Regions from separate parts of the Homo sapiens genome. Here region 1 is linked to region 2. A link is a loop called in an ENCODE intact Hi-C map of the cell type or tissue named here. Cell type or tissue: GM12878. All regions are shown on one strand. Links, peaks and the distances in the headings refer to the core of each region. The heading gives the core; the rest is flanking DNA.

Region 1 (10,511 bases), core at 1,448-9,447, 250 kb after region 2:
CAGTGTAGAAAACCCTGTTTTCTGATTTTGTTACTAATTTCTAGGGAATATTGTTTGTATTTTAATTATTACTTGGTATTGGTTGAAAATTTCTTTGCTGCTTAATATATGGGTGCTGTTTATGAATGTTTCCATGGGATACTGAAAAAAGAAAGGTGTGTTCTCTCTTACCAAGTACAGAATTGCCTCTTTCTCCTTATGCACTGCTTCTTTAATTTTGTTGTTTATATGTCTGACAGCCTTGTGTGCTTATTTCTTGCCCGCGTGTTCTGTCTCGGGTTGGAAGGGACACGCACGTCTCCTGCCTTCACATGCTGAGATGGGTTTCTGTAGCATCCCCAGAATTTCTGCTGAATGAAGTGTGTCGGGTTATTTGGTACGAACATATCGAATGACTATATCTGCTCTAAGAATTTTAGTTTTAGCGTTATATTCCTGATGTCTCATTTATTTCATTTGGCCTGATATTTTATTGTCTAATATCAAGATATTGAACCCTTTTTTTTTTTTTTGCATTTTTCCAGTATATATTTATTTCATGTATTTTTAACTCTGCTGAATTTCTCTGTTTTAGGTCTTTCTCTTCTATCTGCAGAGTTGGGGTTTGTTTTAAGCCAGTGCGAATGTTGTCCTTTTAGTAGGTGATTGGAGGCTTTTTGTATCGGTAGATATGATTGGTGTGTTTGGACCAGGGCTGTGGTCATTTTGTGTATTTTAGGGAGTTGCAGATAAAATACATGCACGTTCGCACACACAGCACAGACGCCTGCATCTTCCCATGCGTGGTTTCTGCTCTTGCCTCTCTGGGTTTTTGTTTCACTTCGGTCGAGTTTTTGGTGGTGTTGAGCGGATAGCCGGGGAAGTTGGAGTCTTGTTTGTGGCCGCCTCGTGCTCGTGTCTGTATCTAAGATCCTCAGGCTGCTCCTTTTTGGGTAAGGTCTGTTGCTTCTCTAGGAACAGTGACGGTGGCAGAGCCCGTGGCCCCTCTCTCCTGTCCCAGAGCCAAGCTGTTTCCTCTCCCCACTCCCGGGCACCCTGCGGGCAAGTGAGGGGGGCCCACTCTGCCCTGGCCTGCCCCACCGCCCCATTTGCTGGGTTGTCCTCAAAGCACACGGTAAGCACCCCCGCCCCCGCCCCCCACACACGTACCGCTGTCAGCCTTCTTGCTCGTCACCTCCATCCAGGGCACATCCGCCCCTCTGGGTGCTGTGAGCCTGTTGCCGGCGCGGTCCCGCTGCTCCTCCTTCTGCTGCCCTGCACTGCCGTGGCACAACCCTCCCTCCGGGTCTCTGCTGAGCCCTCCAGGCGCTCAGGTCTGCCGTCTGGTTGCAGGTGTTTTATAGAGTGCAGCTTTACGCTCCCACTCCAGTCATCTCCACGTTGGTGTCCGTCTGTGTGTCCTCTCTGCCTTTAAGTTCTGCCTCTGTGTGACACAGTTTCACAGTTTCTGTGACCAAAACACAGGTTTAGTCGCTTGCTGCTGGCAGAGTCCAATTAACAAGAGCACGTCGGGTATAAAGAAAGTGACTTTATTCCAAAGCTAGCTTAGGGGAAGAGGTAAAGTGAGGGTACCACTTTGCTTTTGGAGCAGAAAGTGGGAACTTTTAAAGGTGGGGGGATGTGTGGCACACAGGGGAGGAGGCTGGCAGGTGGGGGTCCGCATAACTCGTTTCGCTGCCTTATCTACCGGGTGGTCGAGTTGGCATCTTCCCCGGCAGAACTGTGTTGGGGTGTTGTGGGTATTGTGGGTATTGTGGGGGTTGTGTTGTGGGTGTTGTGGGGGTTGTGGGTGTTGTGTTGTGGGTGTTGTAGGAGTTGTGAGTGTTGTGGGGGTTGTGGGGGTTGTAGGGGTTGCGGGTGTTGTGGGTGTTGTAGGGGGTGTGGGTGTTGTGGGTGTTGTGGGGGTTGTAGGGGGTGTGGGTGTTGGGGGTGTTGTGTTATGGGTGTTGTGGGGGTTGTGGGTGTTGTGGATGTTGGTGTTGTAGGGGTTGTTGGTGTTGTGGGGGTTGTGGGTGTTGGGGTTGTGGGTGTTGTGGGTGTTGTGGGTGTTGTGTTGTGGGTGTTGTGTTATGGGTGTTGTGGGGGTTGTGGGTGTTGGAGTTGTGGGTGTTGTGGGAGTTGTGGGTGTTGTGGGAGTTGTGGGTGTTGGGTTGTGGAGGTTGTGGGTGTTGCGGCGGTTGTGGGTGTTGTGGGTGTTGTAGGTGGCCAGAACTTTCCAGGTGGAGAGAGTTAGTTCATAACAGCACTTTGGGTGTGGATCAATTGTTGTCTCTAGAGGTAGCCACCTGGTGGCTGAGGGTTCCCCTGGAGCTCCTGAGCACATGGTTAGGTGAGCTTGCCCCATCGGCAGTGTCCAGTGAATGGAAGGGAAAAGGGTATAATTGCATTTCTAAAGGGCTATGTAGGAAGTGGGGAACAGGGGGAAATGGAGACAAGAGAAGAGAAGAGATAAAAATAATTTAGAAACAGAAAAATGGGGGACACTTGGTTACATTTTAGCTTTGTGTGTCTCTGTAAATCTAGCAATCTGGCAGACTGCTGGCTTTTTTTTTTTTTTTTGAGACTGACTCTTGCTCTGCCACCCAGGCTGAAGTGCAGTGGTACGATCTTGGCTCACCGCAATCTCCGTCTCCCGGGTTCCAGTGATTCTCCTCCTGAGTAGCTGGAATTACAGGCGTGCGCCACCACGCCCAGCTAATTTTTCTATTTTTAGTAGAGATGGGGTTTCACCATGTTAGCCAGGCTGGTCTTGAACTCCTGGCCTCAAGCCATCTGCATGGCTCAGCCTCCCAAAGTGCTGGGATTACAGGTGTGAGCTACCCCTGCCGGCTGACAGCTAAATTTTTAAATGCTGTTTATACTTGTGATTACTTATGTGTTTAACTTTTTTTTCTTTTTTTGTCTTAACTTTCTACTTTACCATCACCATCGTTATTACTTAACATTCTTTTCCTTCACTTTCCTGCCTGCTCTGAGACTGGGTGAAGTTTGTTTTTATTTCCTGTTTCTCCTACTGCAGAAGTCACACATCTGTCCATCATTTATATTCTTGGAGTGTCGTCCTTAAATGTTAGGATGCATGCTTGATGTCACAAAAGTTTACCGGTGTCTCTATTTTCTTTTTTTTTAAACTTCACTAGTGTGTGGGGTACAGGTGGATTTTGGTTATGCGGACAGGTTCTTTAGTGGCGAATTCTGAGATTTTAGTGCACCTGTCACCCGAGCAGTGGTACACTGGACCCAATATAGAGTCTCTATCCCTCACCCCCTTCCCAATTTCCCTGTCCATTATATCACTCTATGTTTTTGCGTTCTCATAGCTTAGCTCCCACTTATAAGTGAGAACAGTTTTTGGTTTTCCGTTCCTGAGTTTCTTCACTTAGAATAATGGCCTCCAGCTCCATCCAAGTTGCTGTGAGACATTATTTTGTCCCTTTTGATGGCTGAGTAGTATTCCGTGGTGTATATGGACCACGTGTTCTTTATTCACTCTTCGGTCCATGGATGCTTTAGGTTGGTTCTGTATCCTTGCAATTGCAAGTCATCTTGCTGCAAACATGCATATGTCTTTTTCCGCTCATGGCTTCTTTTCCTCTGGTAGATACCCAGGAGTGGGATTGCTGGATCGAATGGTGGATCTACTTTTAGTTCTTTAAGGAATCTCCATGCTGTTTCCACAGTGGTTGTACTAGTTTACATTCCCACCAGCAATGTAGAGGTGTTCCCTGTTCACCACATCCATGCCAGCCAAAAATGTGGAATGCTTCACGAATTTGCATGTCGTCCTTCTGCAGGAGCCACGCTAATCTTCTCTGCCTCGTTCCGGTTTTAGTACACGTACTGCTGACGCAAGCATGGGTGTCTCTGTTTTCTTCCCAAATAGTGTAAAGATCTTGGAGCCGGGACTTTGGTTCCATGGTGTTTTCAAACCGGCTTTCCTCATGTGTGGGTGCCATGCGGGCGTCTGCATCTCCATGCTTGGAGTCCGCGGGGGGTCTCCAGACAGGATCCTGGTTGTCACCTGAAGCTTGGAGAAGGGACAGGAGTGCACTGCAGGCGGGGGTGTGACCACGTCCGCACCCCTCCCAGAGTGCGAGGCTGTGTCTTTTTAGTCCATTTCTTCCCCCACTGCATGCTGGGACACTCATCATGTCTTCAGCCCTGTGTGTGTGTGTGTGAGAGATTGTGAGTGAGTGTGTGTGTGTAAGGGTGTGTGTAAAGCGTGAATGTGTCAGTGTGAGAGTGTGTGTGTGCGTGTGAGTGTTGAATGTGTGTGTGAGTGTGACTCGGCTGAGAGGAGACAGCGCAGCTGGGCAGGTGATGCTTGGTGAGTGTGATAGTGTGATGTAATCAGAAACATACTTTGGTCTCTGGCCCTGGCTCTGGGCACACAGCTCCTACAACCTTTAGTGCTGAGTGTCTTTTTTTTTGCTAATGAGGTGACTGTGGCTGGGGCTCCAGGACAGCCTCCTGGGGGACTGGTTGCCAGGGCAACTGACCATGTAATTAGAGGTTGGGACTCCACCCGTGGACCTCTGGGGAGGGGAGGGAGCCCGCAGAGGTGGAGTGGATCACCAGTGGCCGGTGTTCTGCTCGATCGTGCCTGTGTAATGAAGCCTCCACAGACTCCCTCAAGGACAGCGTTTGGGGGCTTGCAGGCTGCTAAGCACGGGGAGGTTCCCGGAGGGTGGAGCCCTGGGGAGGGTACAGCAGCTCCGAGCTCCCTGCCCCATACCTCACCCTGTGCATCTCTTCATCTGTATCTTTTGTAACATCCTTTATAAAAACCAGTAAATGAGGCCAGGCGCGGTGGCTCACGCCTGTAATCCCAGCACTTTGGGAGGCTGAGGCGGGCAGATCACGAGGTCAGGAGATCAAGACCACGGTGAAACCCCATATCTACTAAAAATACAAAAACTTAGCCGGGCGTGGTGGCGGGCACCTGTAGTTCCAGCTACTCAGCAGGCTGAGGCAGGAGAATGGCGTGAACCCTGGAGGCGGAGCTTGCAGTGAGCCGAGATCGGGCCACTGCATTCCAGCCTGGGCAACAGAGCAAGACTCTGCCTCAAAAAAACAAAACAAGACAAAACAGTAAATGTGTCTCCCTGAGTTCTGTGAGCTGCTCTGGCAAATTAATTGAACCTGAGGGGGAGTCATTGGAAAGCCACCCTGTAGCTGGTCAGTCAGAAGCACTGGACACTCCTGTGCCCTGGACACCCCAGGCCTCGCCCTGTGCTCCTCTCCGCCCAGCTGTCCATCCGGATCCTTCATAACACCCTTTATAATAAACCAGTAGACGGTGTTCCCAGAGTTCTGTGAGCCGTCCTAGCAAATGATCAAACTCAAGGAGGGCACCGTGGGAACCCCAGCTTAGCCGGGTGGTCAGGAGCACAGGTCACAAGCTAGGATCAGCATCCTGACCCGGTGGTCAGGAGCACAGGTCACAAGTGGGGCAGTCTCCAGGGCGAGCCCTGGCGCCATGGGATTTTCTGATGCCGAAATCCCCACCCGTTTTGGTGAGCAGAGCATTCTGTGTTGAGTGTTGAATGTGGGGACAGAAGGAAAGAAGAGTTTGTTTCCTGCGGGTGAGACTCTGGGCTGCACCAGGTGATGAGCAGCCCTGGAGCGCTTGTTAGTTTTGTGGTGCCTTTGAAGTCACTTCGCTGGGTCCGCAATCAAAAGCCGGGGTTGGTGGTGGTTCTTTTGTTAATCAGTAATTAGCTCCACACTGTTGATTCTCTGAGCTCTTTTTTTTTTCCCCCAGGGATAAAGCGTTAATTACTTTTTTAACACGATACTAACCTCCTGACAGCCTCCCACCCCAAGCTGGGTGTCTGGGGACGGCGGGCCTGTCTCCCCCACCAAGGTGTGGGGTGAGTGTGGAGAGGACATTTCACAGCTCCCCGGGGGTCACCATCAGTGTGAGTGTTGGGACATTCTTTTCCTGATTTCTCTGTCTCTCGATGCCATTTTTGTGAAGGTTTAGCAAATACTTGATAGATTGTTGTGAGAATGTGGGCTTCCTTATTTGGGGGAGATTTTTTATAATGGAAAAGGTTTCCTTTTTTGGAAGTCACCTGGGGACGGGGATGAGTCACCCGGGGGCCTTGGTGCATGTGGAGGCCCAGGCTTGTGGGGGAGTCGCACAGAGCACGTGTGTGATGCATTTATCAGGGCCTTTCTCAGCCTGGGGACGAGGAGTGGATGTGACGGAGGAGGCTCCTGTTCTTGTGGGGGTGGCGAGGCGAGGATGGTGAACACATCAGCAAACAGGAAGCGTGGGGGGAAGCGTGCGTGCGAAGGAGTGCAGCCCCCAGGACGCTGGGCCGAGCCAGGCAGGGACCTGCTTCAGTCCTCGAAGGAGGCTGCTGGCTTGTGACCCTCCTTAACCCCACCCTCAAGGCAGGCAGCGAGTGGAGGAGAGTCTCCCTGGGACCCTCCTTAACCCCACCCTCAAGGCAGGCAGCACGTGGAGGAGAGTGTCCCTGTGTCCCTGGAAGAGAGGCCTGCATGGCAGGGGGCACAGAGACTCTGGGCCTGGGTCCCCCCCGGCACAGTCTGTGACCTGTGACCAAAGGCTGAAGTCTGGGCTGGAGCTACCTGCTCTGTGGGAAACAACAGTGTGCTCTGGGCTTCCATGGGGTCTCCCAGCTCAGGGGCTGTGGCTCAGGAGCCATGTGCCAGGCAGGGCACTCCGTCAGTGTAGGGTCTCCCAGCACAGGGGCTGTGGCTCAGGAGCCACGTGCCAGGCAGGTCACTCCGTCAGCATAGGGGCTGCCATGAGGATTGGCTGCATTTTTTCGCTGTGTGATGTGACTGGCTGCCCAGTGGTGGTGGCAGAGCCAGCCTGGGGTCTGGGCATGGGGCGCCTGTCCCCAGCGGGGCGGGCTCTGGGGTGCGAGCGTCTGTTCTGTGTCAGGAGTCCCTGTTTCTTTCTCCCCATGCTCACACGGGGTTTTTAGACTTTGTGAAGGGTGTGCTTCCCAAAGAAAACCAGCTGCAGGTGTCTGTGCTGGCACAAGGAGAACAAACCCAGAGAGCACTGGGTTCTTTCCTAGAGGGGATGGAATCCAGCCAGGCGTGCCATGAGGCTCGCAGCCTCGGGGACCTGTGCTCACCAGCACACCACCAGTGCCCAGGGCTCCTTGTGCTGCAGGAAGGGACACTGGCATGAAGTAGGGGGTGGGGGGAGTCGCTGTCTGGGGGGCACTCCATGTACCTCCAGATTCATGCACTCGGGGACCGGGCAACGCCTCGGGAAGCAGCCTGCGCTGATGTCAGGATCTATAGTTTAATACTCGTTAGTTTGTCCCCTGTGAAAAGGAAAGAAAGATTTTCTCCCTACTGCACTCTCATACTCAACACAGAACACTTCTGCCGTGAGATGCGTGGATGTTTCCCCACAAGCAGTGCTCCAGGGCACCCACCCAGGCGCCCTCCAATTCCATTGAGTTCTGACGCGTCAGATCCCCCAGGGCCAGGGCCCAGTCCCACAAGACTGCCCCACTGTCAGATGCCAATCCCAGGTTGTGATCCATGACCCAACTGGCTGGAAGCTGGGGTTCCCATGATGCCCTCGAGTTTGAACATTTGCCAGGACAGCTCACAGAACTCAGGGAAATACCAGCTGTGTCTGCTGGTTTCTGGTAGAGGGTGTTACGAAGGATCCGATGGACAGCCAGGGGGAAAGGGGTACAGAGTGAGGCCTGGGGGATCCTGGGTACCAGGGCTTCTGTCCCTGGGGAGCTGGGGTGCACGGGCCTCCCAGCATGTGGGTGAGTTCACCACCCTGAAGTCCATTGTACAAGAGTTTTGAGGGAGCCTGGTCTCCAGCCCCTGTCCTTCCTGGAGGACGGCAGGGGGCTGGGGAGTGCTGTCGAGGGCCCCGCAAGTCTCCTGTCACTCAGGTGAGATTGAAAGGCTTGTTAGGAGTAACAGTAGATGCTCCCATCCTGTAGGAAATGTAAGGTGTTTTTTTTGGTTTTTTTTGAGACGGAGTCTCGCTCTGTTGCCCAGGCTGGAGTGCAGTGGCGTGATCTCAGCTCACTGCAAGCTCCACCTCCTGGGTTCACGCCATTCTGTCTCAGCCTCCCGAGTAGCTGGGACTACAGGTGCCCGCCAGCACGCCTGCCTAATTTTTTTGTATTTTTTTTTTTTTTTTAGCAGAGACGGGGTTTCACCGTGTTAGCCAGGATGATCTCAATCTCCTGACCTCGTGACCCGCCCGCCTCGGCCTCCCAAAGTGCTGGGATTACAGGCGTGAGCCATCGCGCCGAGCCAGGAAAATGTAAGGTTTTAAGAACTTTGTACAAGAACCAAATAGAACAAAAGATGCTCCTGTCACCCTTCCCACTCAGGAAATTACAAGGAATTTATGAGCTTTGTGTCAGGAACCAGGGACTAAGACCAATAAATACCTGCTGCTTATCACACAGCTCCCCAGGTCCGCTCCCGTGAGGAGCAGGCTCTGCCTTTGCAAGCACTTTCACGAACAGCAGATCCATCTTCCTCCTGTTAGCAATCAGGCGGTCAGGGTGGCGGCCACTTCCCTGCCATGCCGCAGAGACCCTGACCTCCTCCGACATCATGCTCCGGCCCCGGCTTCTGTCCTAGCTGTGGCTCGCTGGTCTCGAGATGGCTGCCTTGCCCCGGCTGTTTCATCTGCATTCCAGGCAGGAAGGTCGAGAAGGGCACGCCTGGGCTTTTCTTTTGAAGACTCCCCCTGAGCCCCACCCTGCCGCAAGGGGCTTGGGCTGTCACCCTGTGGGCTGAGTCCAGGGCTGCCGTGTTGGAGAGGCGTGTGGGAATGTGCGTTTTGGGATGGCAGCCCGAGCCTCCTACAACTTGGCAGAGTTGTCAGGATTTCAAGCCCCGTGTGTCTTTGACCTTTTACCTGAGCTGTGTGAGAAGAGGCATTTTCTTGTTTCTTTGCGAGTCCTTCCTCACTGCACTTCAGCCAGGGCGCCGACACATGGTCGTTCGACTTCTGGCTTGGCCTCTTTTGTGAGTGTGGGGCCTGGTCATATCCTCTTGGTCAGTGTCTCTGTGATGATGAGAACGGGAAGACGGCCACGGTGCCCACCCTGGCAGGACTCTCTCCCCTCGCTGGCGCTGGCTCAGCTGCCGTGAGCGGCCGTAGGCACTGTCCCGGGCCCTCCTGTGGTTGCTCCCAGCCATGCTGCTGGCTGCTTCTGCCGTCCTGGCTTGCAGAGACTCTGGGTCATGCGGGGAAGAGGGCAGAGTCCTCCTCCCTGCTCAGGCAAGAGAGGATCCAGCAAGATTTCTTCCTCCCCACCCTCCTGCCCCTCCCAGTCTGGGCAGCAGATAAAAGCCAGGGCCCCACACTTCTGCCACCTCCTGCTGCTCACACACTCCAGCCAGGGACCTGCCCCCGGGGTCCAACAAGGTAAGGACAGCGGGGCTGCCCCTGAGCAGAACTCTCTTTCTTCCCTGGCTGACTTTGAGGCACCTGAGTCATTGTGGGTAGACAAAAGGGGGAGGGAGAACGGGAGCTTGGGGTCCTGGTCTCAGACCCCATGCTGTCTCCAAGTCTGTGCCCTCTGGGCTGGACTCTTCCTCAGCCCCAGCCCCAGCGCCTCCAGCTCCGCTCTGTCCCCTCAGGGGGCATTGACCCCTTGTAGCCCCGTGGCTTGTTGCCCCTGCACCCCATAACCCTGTGTTGACTTGGGCACCTGTGACATTCATGCATCTGGCCTGCGCCTGTCTCCAGCGCCCACATTCCCACACAGAGCTCTGTCAGGACGTGCCACAGCAGGACTCCCAAGTCCATTCCACCTTCTCCGTCAGGGCAGGCCAATCCTCGTCTGCTGCAAATGTCCTGGGAGTAACAAACCCAGAGCTGGCCTCTCTGGTGTGGTGGCCGCCGGCGCCATGTAGCTGCCTGCCCAGGAGAAGCGGCGAGGCCCACGTGTGAGGCCCTGAGAGCTGGAAATAGGTACTGGATTTCAGTGTCCGATGGAGAAGTCTGTGATATTTTGGATATGTTGGATTAGGTAAAACACATCGTTAAAGTTAATTCCACTTTTCTCTGTGTTTTACTGTGGCCACTGGAGCATTCAGTGGTACGGTGGCTGCGGCTTGCCTTCTCCCGCTGGGTCAGCACCAGGGTACAGGTCATCTGTAGACTTTTGCCTGAGACACAGACGCCTGCTTGGGACATGGACTCCAGCTCCTCAGCCCTGTCCTCCAGCAGCGGTGAAATCTGGAGTGTTCTTGAGTAACGCACTGGCGCCAAGGGGGTGCTGAGCCTTCGCTCTGCCGTCCTTGGCTGAACAAGCTGTTTCTCTGGGGACCACGTCAGGTAACACGTAGGACAGCGGGGTGGTCCAGCAGGGAGGGCATGCGCATCTGTGTGGCAGGACTGGGGGTGATTTTATCCGGGATCCCCTGGGGTGGCCCAGCGTTGGCTCGGGTGTTTCATTCTCACAGAGAACAGGCAGCTTCAGGGGCCACGCGTGCACGAGAGGAGCCCCCAGCCCCCACGGCGCGTT
Region 2 (10,511 bases), core at 2,361-10,360:
TATAAACTCTTGAGTGAGCCCATACAATATGAACTACAATGTGTAATAGAGGTTTTAAGATAAAGTTTTATTTAGTTACTGATGGTACTAATACATTTAGAATCTGCTTAAAAGAACAGATATTATCTCCCCCATCACTGACATTCTCAGTTTGTTTTATTTTTAAGAGAAATCACCAGACTACCCAAAAAAAGAAAATACACTTTCCTGGGAAGTCTGATAGAAAAAGGAATAAAGACCAAAATTCCTGACTTTGATTCTGTTAAGAATCTCCCCAAGAGATTTTGTTTAGTCTCACAGTTCCAGGTACCCCATATATGCTGGTGGTTTCTAAACCTAAATTGTTGTCCCAGCCCATTCCTACTTGCAGCTCGGATGTGCCTTGCTAGCCTGGCTTCTCTACCTGGCACCTCACACTCAGGATGCCAAAAAAAGTTCTGTTTTCTTTCCCCGAAATCCTGTTCTCTGCTGCTGCTCCACTGCCACCTGTTTTCTTTTCTTTTGGTTGCTGGTTCCCACCAGCCATTCAGATTCCAGCCGGACACACGGGATTGTCCTGGACTCCTCTGAATTCCTCATCCTCTTCCCCTGGCCCACATCCAGTGGGAGGACCCCCGTCCTCCCTCGTTCACCTCCTGATGACATAAATTCTTGACCGTGGGCTCTTTGTATCTCACCGAAACTTCTGCGCCCGCATATTCCCCAACTGGTCTCCTTAACTTCACTTGTGTCCCCAGGAATCTGTCCTCCACAGACCAGCCCAGGGTCATCTTCCTAAAACAAATCTGATCCCACATCACCAATATTTTTTGAAATTCAGTGTCTGCAAGTCATGATCTGTCCTCAGGTGCTCTTCCTGCCTAAGCCCCGTGTAACTGCTTCATGTTCCGTCAACAGAATCGGTGATGGTTCTTGGTGTACAGCACACAATTTCTCACCTCTCTGCCTTTGCTTCTCCTGTTCACTCTGCAAAGAATCCCACACCTTCTTCACTGCCAGCATTCAGTTCAGTATCACTTCCTTCAAAAAGCCTCGCCTAGCATCTTGCCCTACTCCTCCAGGGTTCTAAAACATCCATTGTGTCTCTGTTGTAGCACTTAGCTACATTGCTTCTTAATTATCAATGTGTCATCCTTCTCCCGAAACACCGTAAGCTTCCATCTGTTTTCTTAGCCAGAAGTGGGAGTACATGCAACCGTAAAAGGTCTTGGCCTGTACAAGAGTGGAAGACCAGAGGCAATACTTACGGTGCTAAGACAGCCTAGACAGAGCCTTTTGCTCAAACCCTTTGGTGAGCCAGCCCAGGATTTGCAAATGCAGAGGTTATGCGGGGGCCTAAGACCAGTTTACACCAGTGCTCCAGAGTCCTGTCTGGTTAGTGCCTATCACACCCAGAGTGACTTGTCTTGTATATCTTGTTCACCACCACATTGCATGGAGTACAGTGGACCTTCAGAAAATAACTCCGCAGCATGAACGTCGTGGACAGTGATAATGGGACAAGAAAACACAAGGTCTCCACCACAGCTATGCCCCATCACAATTACAGCACAAGTTTGGAAATAACTTGGCCTGACATTCGACTCCCGATGACAGGCTCCAACTTTTCTGCATCTTGTCTTAGGCATCATAAAGGAAATGTGAGCTATCACTCTTCCTGAAACATGAGCTGTTCTGCAGCAACATCAATAGATAGCTTTGTCATTTTAAAAATAAATTGGAAATCTTTGTATTGCTTTAAGTAACAGTGTTGCGCTCTTGCTTTAACTGTTCAAGTTGGGTGCTCACAGTCATAAAATGATCACTCTCCATGGCTTTCATCCATAAGAGCTTATTTGTCCCAATTCATTCATTCATTCATATATTTAGCAAACATTTATGGAGTGCCAACTGTGTACTATTATGTACGCTATTCTTGGCACTGGGAATATAGCAGTGAACAAAACAGACCATCCCTGCCTATCTTATCAGTTCTGCAACTTTAAAAATATTGACTAAAATGGGGAGGCATCCCAAAATCAACCCAGTGACAATTTCATTTGTATCATTGCTTTCTTTTTGGCAGCATACAAAATAACAGTACATCTTATGGTTGATGCTATATTAGATTCAGTGTAGATGATGGAGGATATAAGTTTTTTTATAATGATGGGGTTAGGGTTCTCTCTATCCAAGAGTTATAATAAATAGAAGTTGTGGATGTTCTGACACTGGGGTGTGTTCAAGTTTAACACTTTACCCCCATCTAAAATGGCTTCTGGGCTCATTGCGTGGTGAGAGTGGCTGTTGGATTTGCTCATTTCAAAACTTACTAATATTTCACATGTCTACATGTCTCACTTTGATGTTTACCTCGTTTGTTTTGTGTGTTTTTGTTTTTTGAGACAGAGTTTCACTCTTTCACCCAGGCTGAAGTGCAACAGCGCGATCTCTGCTAACTGCAACCTCCACCTTCCAGTTTCAAGCAATTCTCCCGCCTCACCCTCCCGAGTAGCGAGCGCCCACCACCACGCCTGGCTAATTTTTGTGTTTTTAGTAGAGACGGTGTTTCACCATGTTGGCCAGGCTGGTCTTGAGCTCCTGACCTCATGATCCGCCCGCCTAGGCCTCTCAAAGTGCTGGGATTACAGGTGTGAGCCACACCGTGCCCAGCCTTTGTTTTTGTTTTTTTGAGAGACAGAGACTTGCTCTGTCGCCCAGGCTGGAGTGCAGTGGCACAATCTCGGCTCACTGCAACCTCCACCTCCCAGGTTCAAGCGATTATCCTGCCTCAGCTTCCCAAGTAGCTGGGACTACAGGCATGCACCACCATGCCCAGCTAATTTTTGTATTTTTTTAGTAGAGACAGGGTTTCACTCTATGATGGCCAGGCTGGTCTTGAACTCCTGACCTCAGGTGATCTGCCCACCTCGGTCTCCCAAAGTGCTGGGATTACAGAAGTGAGCCACTGTACCTGGCCTACCTCATTCATTTTGAAATAAATAAACCTATATTGTATTGTTGTAAAAACAGTAGTATTAAGTTTAAGAAATTTAGCCCCAAGAAGAAAATAGAGAAGACAAGACTGATGAAACCAAACTGCTTCAGATAATGTACTTTGCCTTTCAGAGCTTTGAAAGTAATTCAGTAATGAGCATTTCTCTCTTTTACTTTGAATACTTCAAAAATTGGTGGCTTGTTTTTATTAGATTCCTAGGTGAACACACACACACAGACATAAATGGAAAATAGATGTTTTAAAAGGGAACAAAATGGGCCGGGCGCAGTGGCTCACGCCTGTAATCCCAACACTTTGGGAAGCCGAGGCGGGTGGATCACCTGAGGTTGGGAGGCTGAGGGAGGAAAATCACCTGAACCCGGGAGGCAGTGAACCAAGATCGCACCATTGCACTGCAGCCTGGGCAACAAGAGTAAAACTCCGTCTCAAAAAAAAAAAAAAAAAGAAAAAGAAAAAAGGGAACAAAATGTAAAATGTATTCCTAGGAATAGAAAGTGAGACAATTATTATTGTAATCTCTCACCAACTCAATAGTGCTTTGTTCTTACAGTGTTTCACACGTCTTGGGCTTGACCCTAACAATAAATCTTTCATATAGTATAGGTGATAGAACTGAGGCCCAAAAGTCAGTTGACAGTTTTCTGATACTGGGCCCCTGTCAGCAGGAAGCTGGGGCCTGAGCCAAGGTTTGTTTCCGTGCTACTCTGTTGCCTCCTAGAAAAGAGACAATCAGAGTATCTTTTCTCATTGTATTAGCCTGTTCTCACGCTGCTAATAAAGACACTCCGGAGACTGGGTAATTTATAAAGGAAATAGGTTTAATGGACTCACAGTTCCACATGGCTGGGGAGGCCTCACAATCATGGCAGACAGCAAAGGAGAAACAAAGCAAAGGCAGGTCATCCATGGCGGCAGGCAAGCGGGTATGTGCAGGAGAGCTCCCCTTTATAAAACCGTTAGATCTCATGAGACTTATTCAGTCTCACGAGAACAGCATGAGAAAAACCCGTCCCCGTGATTCAGTTACCTCCCACTGGGTCCCTCCCACCACGTGGGGATTATTACAATTCAAGGTGAGATTTGGGTGGGGACACAGCCAACCCATATTACTCACCCAGCCCACTTTGCTGCCCACTGTCCAGGGTCTGTTGTCACTCCGTCAGAATCTACTGTTTTCCATTATGAACGCCTCTGTAGCACATCATACTGTGCCTTTGCCTGTTACAGGTGTGGGCTATCCATAGCAGATGCTAGGCAGACCACATTATCACTTACTGTTGGCTTGACCCAATGGTATACTTACAAAACCATCTGGAAATAAATATGCTGTTTTTAAGTGAGAAAGACCAGAATACAGAATATTATGCCATTTAGGTCACACACACAACTGTGCTTTTCTGCACTACCTGTAACTGTTCTGTAAATAAATGCCCAGGAAAGATCTGGAAAGATACACATCAGACAGGTTGCATCAGTCCCTCTGGTTCAGAGCCTGGGATTCAGGAGGCAGGGAGCAAGACAAGCTTGTGATTATATCACTTTGATGGTGGTAAGGTTCTTTGCAATAAACGTGTTTTTATTAGTTAGGACTCTTTCAGTTGCAACTTGACAGAACATCTACGCCATGCTAGTTTTATTTTATTTTATTTATTTGTTTATTTTTTGAGATGGAGTCTTGCTCTGTCGCTCAGGCTGGAGTGCAGTGGTGCGATCTTGGCTCACTGAAACCTCCGCCTCCTGGGTTCCAGCGGAACCCTTGGTGCCATTCTCAGGATTAAATGAGCGCGCACTCCTAGTTCCTGTGGGATCTGACTGTTAAAGAGCCTGGCACCTTCCTCCTCCCTTGCTATGTGACATGACAACTCCCCTTCCCCTCCAGCCAAGATGGGACACTCCCTGAGGTCCTCACCAGAAGCAGATGCTGGAGCCATGCTTGTACAGCCTGCAGAGCCTCGAGCCAAATAAACCTCTTAGCGTCAGGTGTTCCTTTATAGCAGCGCAACAGACTAAGACAGTGATGCAACTGGAAGTGCAGGAGCATTAACCAGCTTAAACCCAAAGAGAGGATTTGAAGGACCCAGGTTACTGCATGGGGTCAGGCTCAGGGCACTCCTTGTCCTTGCTGGGCAGCTACATTGGGATTTCCCTCCAAGGCTCTCCACCTTCAAGCAGGGTGTGGAGGGACTCTGTGGTCTGGGTGGGGCTTACCCCACGTGGAGAGGCGGCGGCTTCTGCCAATTCAGCAGAATTCCCTTGGCCACAGGACAGGTTCAAGAAAAGCCAAGTGACCCTCTGCAGGTAAAAATCTTCTTGCTCAGTCCTTAGGAGTTTCTAGCTCTCTCCTTACTGGACTTGAAGAGAACACACAGTTTGTACCTGCTCCCAGCCACCTTGTAACACAGGTGGAGCCTGTCTGAGAATGGAGACAATCTTTGGGGCAGCAGAGGTTGCAGTGGAGAAAAACAAGGTGCTGGCACCAGCAGTTGAGCTCCTGCACAAAGTTGTGCTTCACTTTCCCCCTTAAAACTAGCATGGCTGCCAGGCCTGGTGGCTCACGCCTGTAATCCCAGCACTATGGGAGGCCAAGGTGGGGGGATCATGTGGTCAAGAGACTGAGACCATCCTGGCCAACATGGCGAAACCCCGTCTCTATTAAAAACTACAAAACTTAGCTGGGTGCGGTGGCAGGTGCGTGTAATCCCAGCTACGTGGGAGGCTGAGGCAGGAGAATCGCTTGAACCTGGGCAGCAGAGGTTGCAGTGAGCCGAGATTGCACCACTGCACTCCAGCCTGGGCGACAGAGTGAAACTGTCTCCAAAAAAAAAAAAAAAAAATCCTTAATAGCATGAAATATCCAATCTGTTTAGTTTTTCTCATCAAATGTTTTTTATGAGCAATCCAAATGAGGACCACCCACTGCATTTGGTTAATATGTCTGCCAAGACGCTCTTAAAATCTAACAGTTCTTACCCATCTTTTTCTGTACAGTTTATTTGTTGGGGACATAGGTCATATGCCTTGTAGAGTTTCACATATTTGGGGTTTGTTGACTGCATCCTGTTGTCTCACTTACCATGTTCCTCTGTCCCCTGTATTTCCTATAAACTAATATTAATAGTTAAGATTTGACACAGTTGGGTGTTTTTTTTTTTGACACTTACTTTTGTAAGAATACTTCATAGGTTGGTGCAGCGTTCTTCCTGTTGGCATCACCTCTGGCATCTGATGCGTGATTATTGCCTGTGCATGTTAATGATCGGTCGGTGGGTTTGGGTGTTGATGGTCTGACACATCCACTTTCAAGTTTCTTAATATCGTTTGTTTGTTTGTTTGTTTGTTTGTTTGAGAGACAGAGTTGCTCTGTTGCCCAGGTTGGAGTGCAGTGGCACGATTATAGCTTACTGCAGCCTCAAATTCCTGGGCTCAGGTCATCCTCCCACTTCAGCCACCTGAGTACTTGGGACTACAGGCACATGCCACCATGCTCTGCCAATTTTTTGGTTTTGTTGTTGGTGTGTGTGTGTGTGTGTTTAAGACAGGGTCTTGCTCTGTCGCCCAAGCTCCATGGAGTACAATGTTGTAGAGATTGGGTTTTGCTGTGTTGCCCAGGCTGGTCTCAAACTCCTGAGCTCAAGTGAGCCGCCACGCCTGGGTGATATCTTTTCATCTAATGTTTTAGCAGCTATTTATGATCCTTGCCCAAAGCCTTCAATTCACTGGGGATATATGTGGTCTTTGAACATGATTAAATATAAGTGCAGGTCACTGTGGCCAAGAAAAAAAAAGTTACTGCAATCATGACCGCAGTTGGCTCAGCTCTAGTGGGGTTTATTACTCATACCATACTTACATTATCCACGTGAGGATCCCCAGGCATGACTTGTTCATAACAAGAGGGCAAGAGAACCAGTTGGTACATCTTCTCTCCAACTGTGAAAGGGAATATACTTTAATAAACTAGTTTTATGTTAGTTCCTGATATCCTGGTTTTACATGGAAAACTATCATAAAAGAATCAAAATGCAGGCCGGGTGTGGTGGCTCATGCCAGTATTCCCAGCACTTTGGGAGGCCGAGGCCAGCAGATCACCTGAGGTCAGGAGTTCCGGACCAGCCTGGCCAACATGGTGAAACCTTGTCTCCACTAAAAATACAAAAAATTAGCCAGGCGTGGTGGCACGCGCCTATAATCCCAGCTACTCTTGAGGCTGAGGCAGGAGAATCGCTTGAACCCAGGAGGCAGAGGTTGCAGTGAGCCTAGATTGTGCCACTGCACTCCAGCCTGGGCAACAGAGCAAGACTCTATCTCAAAAAAAAAAAAAAGAATCAAAATGTACCATTATAAAATTGTTGATGGGAGAAAGACCCTTAGCAAAGTGGAAATCAATACCTGTAAATTAAGGTTAACGCACTCTGAATACACTAAACAAACTTTGGTCCATTAAAAGGTCTTTTTGTCACTTTTTTTTTTTTTTTTAAGAGACGGACTCTCGCTCTGTCGCCCAGGCTGGAGTGCAGTGGCGCAATCTCAGCTCACTGCAAAGTGCAAACTCCACCTCCTGGGTTCACACCATTCTACTGCCTCAGCCTCTGGAGTAGCTGGGACTATAGGCGCCCGCCACCATACCCGGCTAATTTTTTTTGTATTTTTAGTAGAGACGGGGTTTCACTGTGTTAGTGAGGATGGTCTTGATCGTCTGACCCCGTGATCCGCCCACCTCAGCCTCCCAAAGTGCTGAGATTACAGGCATGAGCCACCGCGTCTGGCCCTTTTTGTCACTTTTTAAGCATCTTTTGGAGTATTAAGATCACATTGATTCTAAATATTTGTTTGCATTCATCTAGTTTATAGCACTTTGTTGCTCCAAAAGATTTCTCCTAGGATCTCCTAGTAAAATCCTAATAAAGACCATTTGTAACACACATCAAGACTTGAGGATTCTGTTTGTGTTCTAATTTCATGTATCCATAGGCTCGGAAACTCCAAGACTGTACACCTACCTTATCATTTTGTGATTCTTTATGTCAGTCAGCAAATACTTTATGACACCTGGGGTCTACTCAGGAGATTTAAGGCTGAACGAGACTGGTCACTCAATCATAGATCATGAAGGCAGAGGTAGAGCCCTGAGTAGCTAGAGTCAGAACAAAGCCAACCCTGGTGATGCTGCAGTAAATGATCACCGTTACAGGGAGGGTGATTGACAAAGCCAACCTGGTGATGCCACAGTAAATGATCACCGTTGCAGGGAGGGTGATTGACAAAGCCAACCTGGTGATGCCACAGTAAATGATCACCGTTGCAGGGAGGGTGATTGACAAAGCCAACCTGGTGATGCCACAGTAAATGATCACCGTTACAGGGAGGGTGACTGGGAGGCAGCCACTTTTGACCTTATACTAGGATCCTTAAAAGGTAATTTTTGCAAAAATATTCCAAAGCAGCGTCAGTGTCCCCAGGCCCTTTCCTAGGCCTTTGACTTTCAGATGTACTGTTTGGAGCTCCTGTGTCCTCAGCCTGGCTGGTTTTCTGTTCCTCGGAAGTGGGGCTGCCCGTTGCTGGGGCTTCATATGACTTGAGCAGGTCCCCCGCATCTCTTGTAAGATTTGCAGTTTTACTTCACAAGACCAGCGAAAATGTCAGTGTGCAGGATGGCTGCACGTGGTGGGCGGGGAGGGCGTTGATGAGGAGCCGATTTCATAAGTGGCCACTTTGTTCATGAATTTTGTGTTGTGATGACATTTGCTTCCTCACGCTGAGGCCGGGCCACCACTGCCACCCTACCCTGTAGCTGATAAAGCTGCAGGTACAGTAGTAATTTATTTGTGTTTCTTTTATAACAATAAGGAAATGTTTGCTTCAATTTTTTAAAAAGACGTGCAAACGAAAGAGAATTAAAATGTATGTGATACTTCACCACTTTCTAAACTTGAAGAAAAGAGATGCATAGACTCTAAGATGTTTGTATTGTTTTGCCTTCCAGGAGGTTTCAGTCAGGAAGAACTTCTGAAAATCTGGAAGGGGCTCTTCTACTGCATGTGGGTGCAGGATGAACCCCTTCTACAGGTAACATGCGTTCCCTTTGTCATGCTCCCGGGTTCTTGCTGTGGATGGATAAGAGACTTGATCACTCATGCTGTGCCAGTCCCCCGATACACTGACGCACACTGACAGTCATGCTTCAAGGAGTCATTTTCGTACCTCTTGTCCATACAGAAAGGGATGCAGGGTCAACACAGTTAGGTGAATTGTCTTTTCAAATAAAAGGAAAGATGTGCATTCGTTGTCAATTTACTATTTCTCTGTAAAATTTCATAGGTTCCATGCTAGGTTTTACATTACTTAAAGTTTCTCTCTTCTGGTAAGTTTATTTTTTGTGGTCAAGGATGGCATGACAGGAGCACTAACTAGTCAAGACCCTGTGAAACCCAGGAGAGGGCAGCCGCGTCACTGGGCTTCGGGTTCCATGGAGAGCAGCAGTAGCGCTCAGCGAAAGCCTCCCTGTTAAAGCCGAGTGCGCCTGCGCAGTCACCCAAACGCGCAGCAGGCTCGGTCTCTCTGTGCGGGGCCTGCTGAGCCCGCTAAGCCCACCACCAAAGCCAACACTAAAGATGTGACTTTCACTTTTTAAAAGCTTTGTTCTGACCCATGAAAGTAGATCCGATCTGCCTCTGTAGAGGGAGAGCAGGCTTGTCCAACCCACAGCCACATGTGGCCCAGGATGGCTTTGAATGCAGCCCAACACAAATTCGGAAACTTTCTTAGGACCTTATGAGATTTTTTTTTTTAAGCTCTTCACTATTACTAGTGTTAGTGTATACTGTGTGTGGCCCAAGACAGTTCTTCCAGTGTGACCCAGGGAAGGCAAAAGACTGGACACCCCTGAGGTAGAGGAACCAGCCTTGAGAAGTGCTTGCAAGTCTCTGATGCAGATGACAGGTCCTCAGGGCAAGATTTTACTTTTCTGGGTTTTAATGTGCAGCCTTGCCACTTCTCCCGTGCTGCGTAATAACTTGTTTTAATTTATTTTTATTTTACTGAACATATTTTGAGTAGGAGCAGGGCAAAATATTTTTATATTACATTCAAAAGTAACAACCAACAGCTTTAGTGGAGGAAGAAAACCAATGGACAGAAATCTCATTTTCCCACGAAGGAAAACAGACCGGGTGTGGTGTGAGTCAGACTGATGAGGAGTGTGCTTTTCTCACGGAACCTCAGAAGAGAGGGCGTCTCCCCAGAGTGAGCCTGCTGCACCTCAGCAGGGCATGCTCTCTCAGGGACCCCTTCACCCAGGACAGAGCCCAGAAGGCTGAGTTTACCTTCACATTCCACCTTGTCTCTGAGCAAGCTGTAGGGAGGACTTTCCCATGGCGTGCAGTGAGCATCCCCAGCATCTCACCTCTGTGAGGTCTGCCCTGCTGTCTTTGTGTTTCACATCATTTCTGGGATTATGATGAAGTTTTCTTTTTTTTTTTTTTTTTTTACAGAGTTTCACTCTGTTGCCCAGGCT

Evidence for each region. Peaks named below come from ENCODE experiments on the same cell type or tissue, not always from the same donor. Only the 100,000 strongest peaks of a DNase experiment are listed, where the experiment ranks them.
Region 1: a loop joins it to region 2, with 6 times the contacts of the local background. A loop is called at or near these places in 2 of 110 quality-filtered maps.

The regions. Positions count from the first base shown.
Region 1 is chr21:43,916,046-43,926,556 of GRCh38, forward strand. The region is part of intron 2 of AGPAT3 (1-acylglycerol-3-phosphate O-acyltransferase 3); the gene reads left to right. It also overlaps the pseudogene RNU6-859P. Among named protein-coding and RNA genes, the nearest start is that of AGPAT3, 56 kb to the left of the region's middle. RefSeq lists enhancers at 1,193-1,742, 3,567-4,466, 4,467-5,364, 5,503-5,797, 6,139-6,388 and 5 more and a silencer at 2,219-2,268. In GM12878, for the core only: a CTCF peak has its summit at 2,303 (motif pointing left); DNase peaks (open chromatin) are centred at 2,318, 4,426, 5,686, 6,216 and 2 weaker places; H3K4me3 peaks cover 3,080 bases; H3K27ac peaks cover 3,102 bases.
Region 2 is chr21:43,660,903-43,671,413 of GRCh38, forward strand. RRP1B (ribosomal RNA processing 1B) reads left to right here. Exons shown (of 16, transcript NM_015056.3): 2 at 8,982-9,064. Among named protein-coding and RNA genes, the nearest start is that of RRP1B, 6.6 kb to the left of the region's middle. RefSeq lists an enhancer at 2,400-2,459. In GM12878, for the core only: no CTCF peak of the experiment used is centred there; no DNase peak of the experiment used is centred there; H3K4me3 peaks cover 458 bases; H3K27ac peaks cover 652 bases.